Linked DNA regions of Homo sapiens: region 2 is linked to region 1. The links are chromatin contacts, found by Hi-C or POLR2A ChIA-PET in ENCODE. All regions are on one chromosome and are shown on one strand. Each heading gives the region's core, a stretch centred on a gene start or an enhancer-like site at or near the end of the contact. The rest is flanking DNA. Distances are from core to core; before and after follow the strand shown. Region 1 overlaps SYNE2 (spectrin repeat containing nuclear envelope protein 2). Region 2 overlaps SYNE2 (spectrin repeat containing nuclear envelope protein 2).

What was found. Hi-C counts contacts between places; a loop is a spot of excess contacts on that map. ChIA-PET counts read pairs that join two places held with the same protein, here RNA polymerase II (POLR2A). Pooled maps may share reads with other maps.
Region 2: a loop to region 1 is called in a map of CD8-positive, alpha-beta T cell, with 2.3 times the contacts of the local background. The contact joins two enhancer-like sites. A Hi-C loop is called at or near these places in 10 of 168 maps with a recorded cell type or tissue (CD4-positive, alpha-beta memory T cell, CD8-positive, alpha-beta T cell, DLD1 and 6 more), 1 of 37 single-sample maps with no recorded cell type and 8 of 50 pooled maps. POLR2A ChIA-PET finds 5 or more read pairs at or near these places in 14 of 52 experiments (CD4-positive, alpha-beta T cell, CD8-positive, alpha-beta T cell, GM12878 and 8 more).

What each region holds. Positions count from the first base shown.
Region 1 is chr14:63,898,841-63,901,418 of GRCh38, reverse strand. The region is part of intron 1 of SYNE2 (spectrin repeat containing nuclear envelope protein 2); the gene reads right to left. Among named protein-coding and RNA genes, the nearest start is that of SYNE2, 47 kb to the right of the region's middle. Within about 2 kb of position 1,287, at least 3 of the 41 ENCODE cell types and tissues checked have a DNase peak (open chromatin) inside an H3K27ac peak, as active enhancers do; they include CD8-positive, alpha-beta T cell, where a contact is called at or near this core.
Region 2 is chr14:63,939,250-63,941,827 of GRCh38, reverse strand. SYNE2 (spectrin repeat containing nuclear envelope protein 2) reads right to left here. Exons shown (of 116, transcript NM_182914.3): 3 at 1,153-1,214; 4 at 38-133. Among named protein-coding and RNA genes, the nearest start is that of SYNE2, 88 kb to the right of the region's middle. Within about 2 kb of position 1,272, at least 3 of the 41 ENCODE cell types and tissues checked have a DNase peak (open chromatin) inside an H3K27ac peak, as active enhancers do; they include CD8-positive, alpha-beta T cell, where a contact is called at or near this core.

The DNA of each region.
Region 1 (2,578 bases), core at 38-2,537:
AGATGCATATTTCTACTGAAATAACAATTTGGCTTTTATTTTAATGAAATGACAGCAAAATGAGAATAAGGTATTATTAGTTCAGGTTCAGTTCTTCATTCCATATTCAATAGAACCTGTACATCTATGTCTTCATAACAAGGAGAAAAATACTCTCTTGACAAAAATGAAATATTTTTTAAATTCTCTGAGTGTGTCAGAAATTTCTAAAAACTACTCCCAAAGTCTTTTTGGTAGCTCAACAGCTTTCCGTTTTCTCATTAGTAGACAGTTTGTTAACAAGCCCTGCCAGTCTAACTGAAAAACCACTCTGTCAATGGTGAGGAAGAAGCATCTGTCCTATCTTTAAAGGTTGACCAGAAGGTATATCATAACAGATGTAGCATTCACGTTATTTCTTTAACAGAGTGATTTTAAAGCCAGCATTTTCCCTGGGGTGTCTCTCCTGTTCTTTTTCCATTCTTCAGCTGTACTCTGTTATTTATAGTCCACCTAGGAATGTGGAAGGATCTTCTCCTTTATCAGTTAAATTGTAGAGCTATTCCTAGCAATTGACAGTCCACTTACAAGCTCACAGCAGAAAGTTGGTGAAACACTGCAATAAATTTGTTCATCTTTTTCCCATTAACTTTTCCCCTTATTATTTATCCTGTAATCATCATTTGACTAGAAGCAACTGGTGCATATTTCCAGGTCAGGTGATTTGTAAGATCCACTCTATTCCCTCCTCCTGGGCACTTTATTCTTCTAATGACACCACACAAATGCCAGAACAACCAATCCTATGATATGGTCTGGCTGTGTCCCCACCCAAATCTCATCCTGAATTTTAACTCCCACAATTCCCACGTGTCATGGGAGGAACCTAGTGGGGGGTGATTGAATTATGGCGGTGGGTCTTTCCTGCACTGTTCTCATGATTGTGAATGAGTCTCATGAGATCTGATGGTTACTATTGGGGGAGTTTTCCTGCACAAGCTCTCTTTTTGCCTGCTGCCATCCATGTAAGTCGTGACTTGCTCCTCCTTCCCTTCCATCATGATTGTGAGGCCTCCCCAGCCATGTGGAAGTTTAAGTTCATTAAACCTCTTTTTCTTCCCAGTCTCAAGTATGTCTTTATCAGCAGCGTGAAAACAAACTAATACACCTATCTATGCATTACACTTTTGGAAAACAAAAATGTAGCAATTCTCAAATCATGATGCCACTGGGCTTGCAATCTCACAACAAAGCAGTGTCACCAACCAATACCAACTGTGGTGAGAAACCACCCACTTAACCCATGATCAGAACATCCTGAGGAAATGTAGCCACTTCCCTAAAAGAGCCTTCCGCTGGCCCTGACCTAGTCCCAGATGCTCTGAACTTCAGTATCCACTGCTGTAGAATGGGAATAATACTTCTTGTTTAAGGTGGTTGCTGGAATTCAAGGAAAACACTCATGAAACTAAAAATGACAACAATTAACATTTATTAAATACTATTAAGAAATATACTACACAGTATATAAATGGTATTTATTATAATCTGTGAAATACATTTATAGGGATTATCCTATTTCTTAATCAGCAGTAAAAATTAAAAGCTAGTCACCATACTAGAACAAAGAGTGAAAACACTCAGGCACAGTGGCTCACGCCTGTAATCCCAGCACTGTGGGAAGCCAAGGCAAGAGGATCACTTGAGACCAGGTGTTCTAGACCAGCCTAGGCAACATGGTAAAACCCCATCTTTACAAAAAATACAAAAATTAGCTAGGCATGGTGGTGTGTGCCTGTAGTCCCAGCTACTTGGGAGGCTGAGGCAGGAGGATCACCCGAGCCCAGGAGGTCAAGGCTGCAATAAGCCATGATTGCGCCACGGCACTCCAGCCTGGGTGACAGAGCAAGACCCTGTCTCAAAAAAACTAACAAACAGGGCCAGGCACAGTGACTCATGCCTGTAATCCCAGCACTTTGGGAGGCCAAGGCAGGTGGATCACCTGAGGTCAGGAGTTCAAGACCAGCCTGGCCAACAAGGTGAAACCCTGTCTCTACTAAAAATACAAAAATTAGCTGGGTGTGGTGGCAGGCGCCTATAGTCCCAGCTACTTGGGAGGTTGAGACAGAAGAATTGCTTGAACCCAGGAGGCGGAGGTTGCAGTAAGCTGAGATCGTGACACTGCACTCCACTTACACACACGGAGCAAGACACCATCTCAAAAAAAAAAAACTTAAGGATGAAAACTTCCAAAGCTAAAAAACCTGACATTCACAAATGTGAAATCAACACATAATCAGAAAATTTTCCACAAATGCTGTCTGATTCCACTTACATAAGGTACCTACAGTCATCAAACTTTATAGAGACAGACAGTAGAATGGTGCTGCCAGGGAATGGAGAGTTAACTATTTTAATTAACTTTTAATTGTTTAATGAATATATAGTTTCAGTTTCACAAAATGAAAAGAGTTCTGGAAATGGATGGTGGTGATGGTTACACAACAATGTGAATCCACCAGCAGCAATTAATACCACTTAAAAATGGTTAGGATGATAAACTTTATGTTATATGTATATTGAACAAAGTTTTAAAAGA
Region 2 (2,578 bases), core at 23-2,522, 40 kb before region 1:
CAACAGAAAGTTTCTCAGTGTCATTTAAAAATCTTACCAACTGTTGCCCAGAAAGTACTTCTAGCAGATCCAGGAGGACATGCCCCTTTTTAATGTCTGTGAATAGGTCGGATATAACTGAGGGAGAAGTGTGCTGCAGAAGGTCACAAGAAAAATAATCATTCAAACTTTGGTCCAAAAAGAATACCTTTAAGAATCTCATAAATGTGCTTTGTGAAAAACTAAAATTCAGTAATGACTTTCTTCTTAATTAAGAGAATGAGAGAGAACATGCAAAGATTCATATCAAAACGTAAGAAAAGTAGCGAATTTAATTTATCTTATGGCTAATTTCCTGTAACACAACACCCTTTCTGCGTGGAGCTTTCACTGAGAGCTTAAAACCTGTGCACACAAGTGGCATTAAAGACTTTTAGAATCAGTCGCTAGTGACCCATCTGGAAAGCAGATTACATTTCTGGAGTAACCTGCTTATGTATTTACCCTTTCTTAGAATTACAAGCATCGTGTTGAAATGGACAGAGAAAAAAACAGTGTGTGGTCTGTGAGAAGAGGCTCATTCATTGTGTATCTAGGTTACTCTAGACACTCAGCATCAGTGTGGTAGGATGGCACAGTGATTATGATCAAGGCCACTGAGTCCAGACTGTCTGGGTTCATATCCCAGCACTATCACTTTTAAGCTGTGTGACCACATGCAAGTCACAAAACTTCTCTGTACTGAAGTTTCCTTGACCTTTAAAAAGGTATATTACTATCTATTTCATAGGGATGTCGTGAAATTATTTGTCAGGAGTTGTCATAATCATTACACTTAAAGAGTTTAGGACAGTTTCTAATATATAACATTTATTATATGCAAATCAGTATTACTATTACTTCACTTGATGAAAGAGATGTGATTAAATATTTTTATAGCACTGTCCCATATCCTCAACAAAAGTCCCTTTTTTTCTGTGTGAGAAAGAGTAACAAATACATCAAAACAAGATCAAGACAACTTTTAGCACATTCTTTCAAGAAAAGACATTCCACAACCTTTTCCCTGTCATCACCAGTACCATTTTTTAATGGCCTCCTTGGGGTCAAAACAGAAGGAGTAGGGGGAGTAATAAATAGATTTATAAACTAATTTGGTCTTCATTTGCTTACCCTGGCCAACTGTGAGTTTATCCAGCACGTGAAGGCTTTCTTCTGGGTGTCTTCCTGTTCAGCTATCAAAGAAAGAACAACAGCAGTTATAAAACCAGAAGCCTCAGAAACCTCCTGCACATATCAGAGCTTCAAAGGTCTGTCACGCTAGGTGTGTGCCTGTTTCACAAGCTTACAAACTTTCCAGGATTTAGTCTAAACTGTAGATGTTTGTCCAAGTAGTGTTTTAGAAAAACCATGTTGATACGATATTTTTTTAAAACCATGGGTTTGTTGACGAGACAATGGTTTTTAATATTTTTTACTGATAAAAGAATTAGGACCACGGTGCTGTGGTTCACACCTGTAATCCCAGCACTTGGGAGGCCGAGGTAAGCAGATCGTGTGAGCTCAGGAGTTTGAGACCAGCCTGGACAACATACAGAAATCCCATCTTTACAAAAAATACAAAAATTAGCTAGGCATGGTGGCATGAACCTGTGAGGGGGGAAGATGGCTTGAGCCCAGGAAGTCAAGGCTGCAGTGAGTCGTGATCATGCCCCTGCACTGCAGCCTGGTCAACACGGCAAGACTCTGTTTCATGAAAGAAAAAAAAAAAAAAAAAATGAACTGAGACCCTATACCACCTTGACAGTACTGTACAAAGAACTGTGAGCAGCAACAGGAGTTCCTAACCTAGACTTTAAGTTTAAGCCCAAACCGTTTAGTAAAGATGACCCCAGAACATAAGAAGATGTTTTAAATGGCACATGAAATCATTAAGGTTTAGTCTTAACATTTATCATGGAGAATATATCGCCACTGAATTAACTGTAAATGGGCTGTAATTAGTCAGAGAGAACTGTGTTCAAATCCTGTTTCTGTTATGGGGTAGCTGTGTGACCTTGAGCAGTGTCCTTGTTTAATAAAAAAGTAATACGCATTTGTCTCTAGAGATTATTATAAGAATCTAATGATTCACTTAAAGTGATTAGCATAGACTCTGGCACATAAGAAGTGTTGGCTATTACTCTTATTAAACAGGTAGGGGTCGGATGTGGTGGTTCACGCCTGTAATCTCAGCACTTTGGGAGGCTGAGGCCGGTGGATCACCTGAGGTCAAGAGTTCAAGACCAGCCTGGACAACATGGGGAAACCCCATTTCTACTAAAAATGTGAAAATTAGCCAGGCGTGGTGGCACACGCCTGTAGTCCCAGCTACTTGGGAGGCTGAGGCCGGAGAATCATTTGAACCGAGGAGGCGGAGGTTGCAGTGAGCTGAGATTGTGACACTGCACTCCAGCCTGGGTGACAATGCGAGACTTCGTCTCAAAAAAAAAAAAAAAAAAGAAAAAAAAAATCCAGGTAGGAGTCAAGGGGAAGACCTGAACCCTCAGAGTACAGCCCTTCTTGCCCCTCTGAGCAGGAGTGGGCCCCACACTGACAC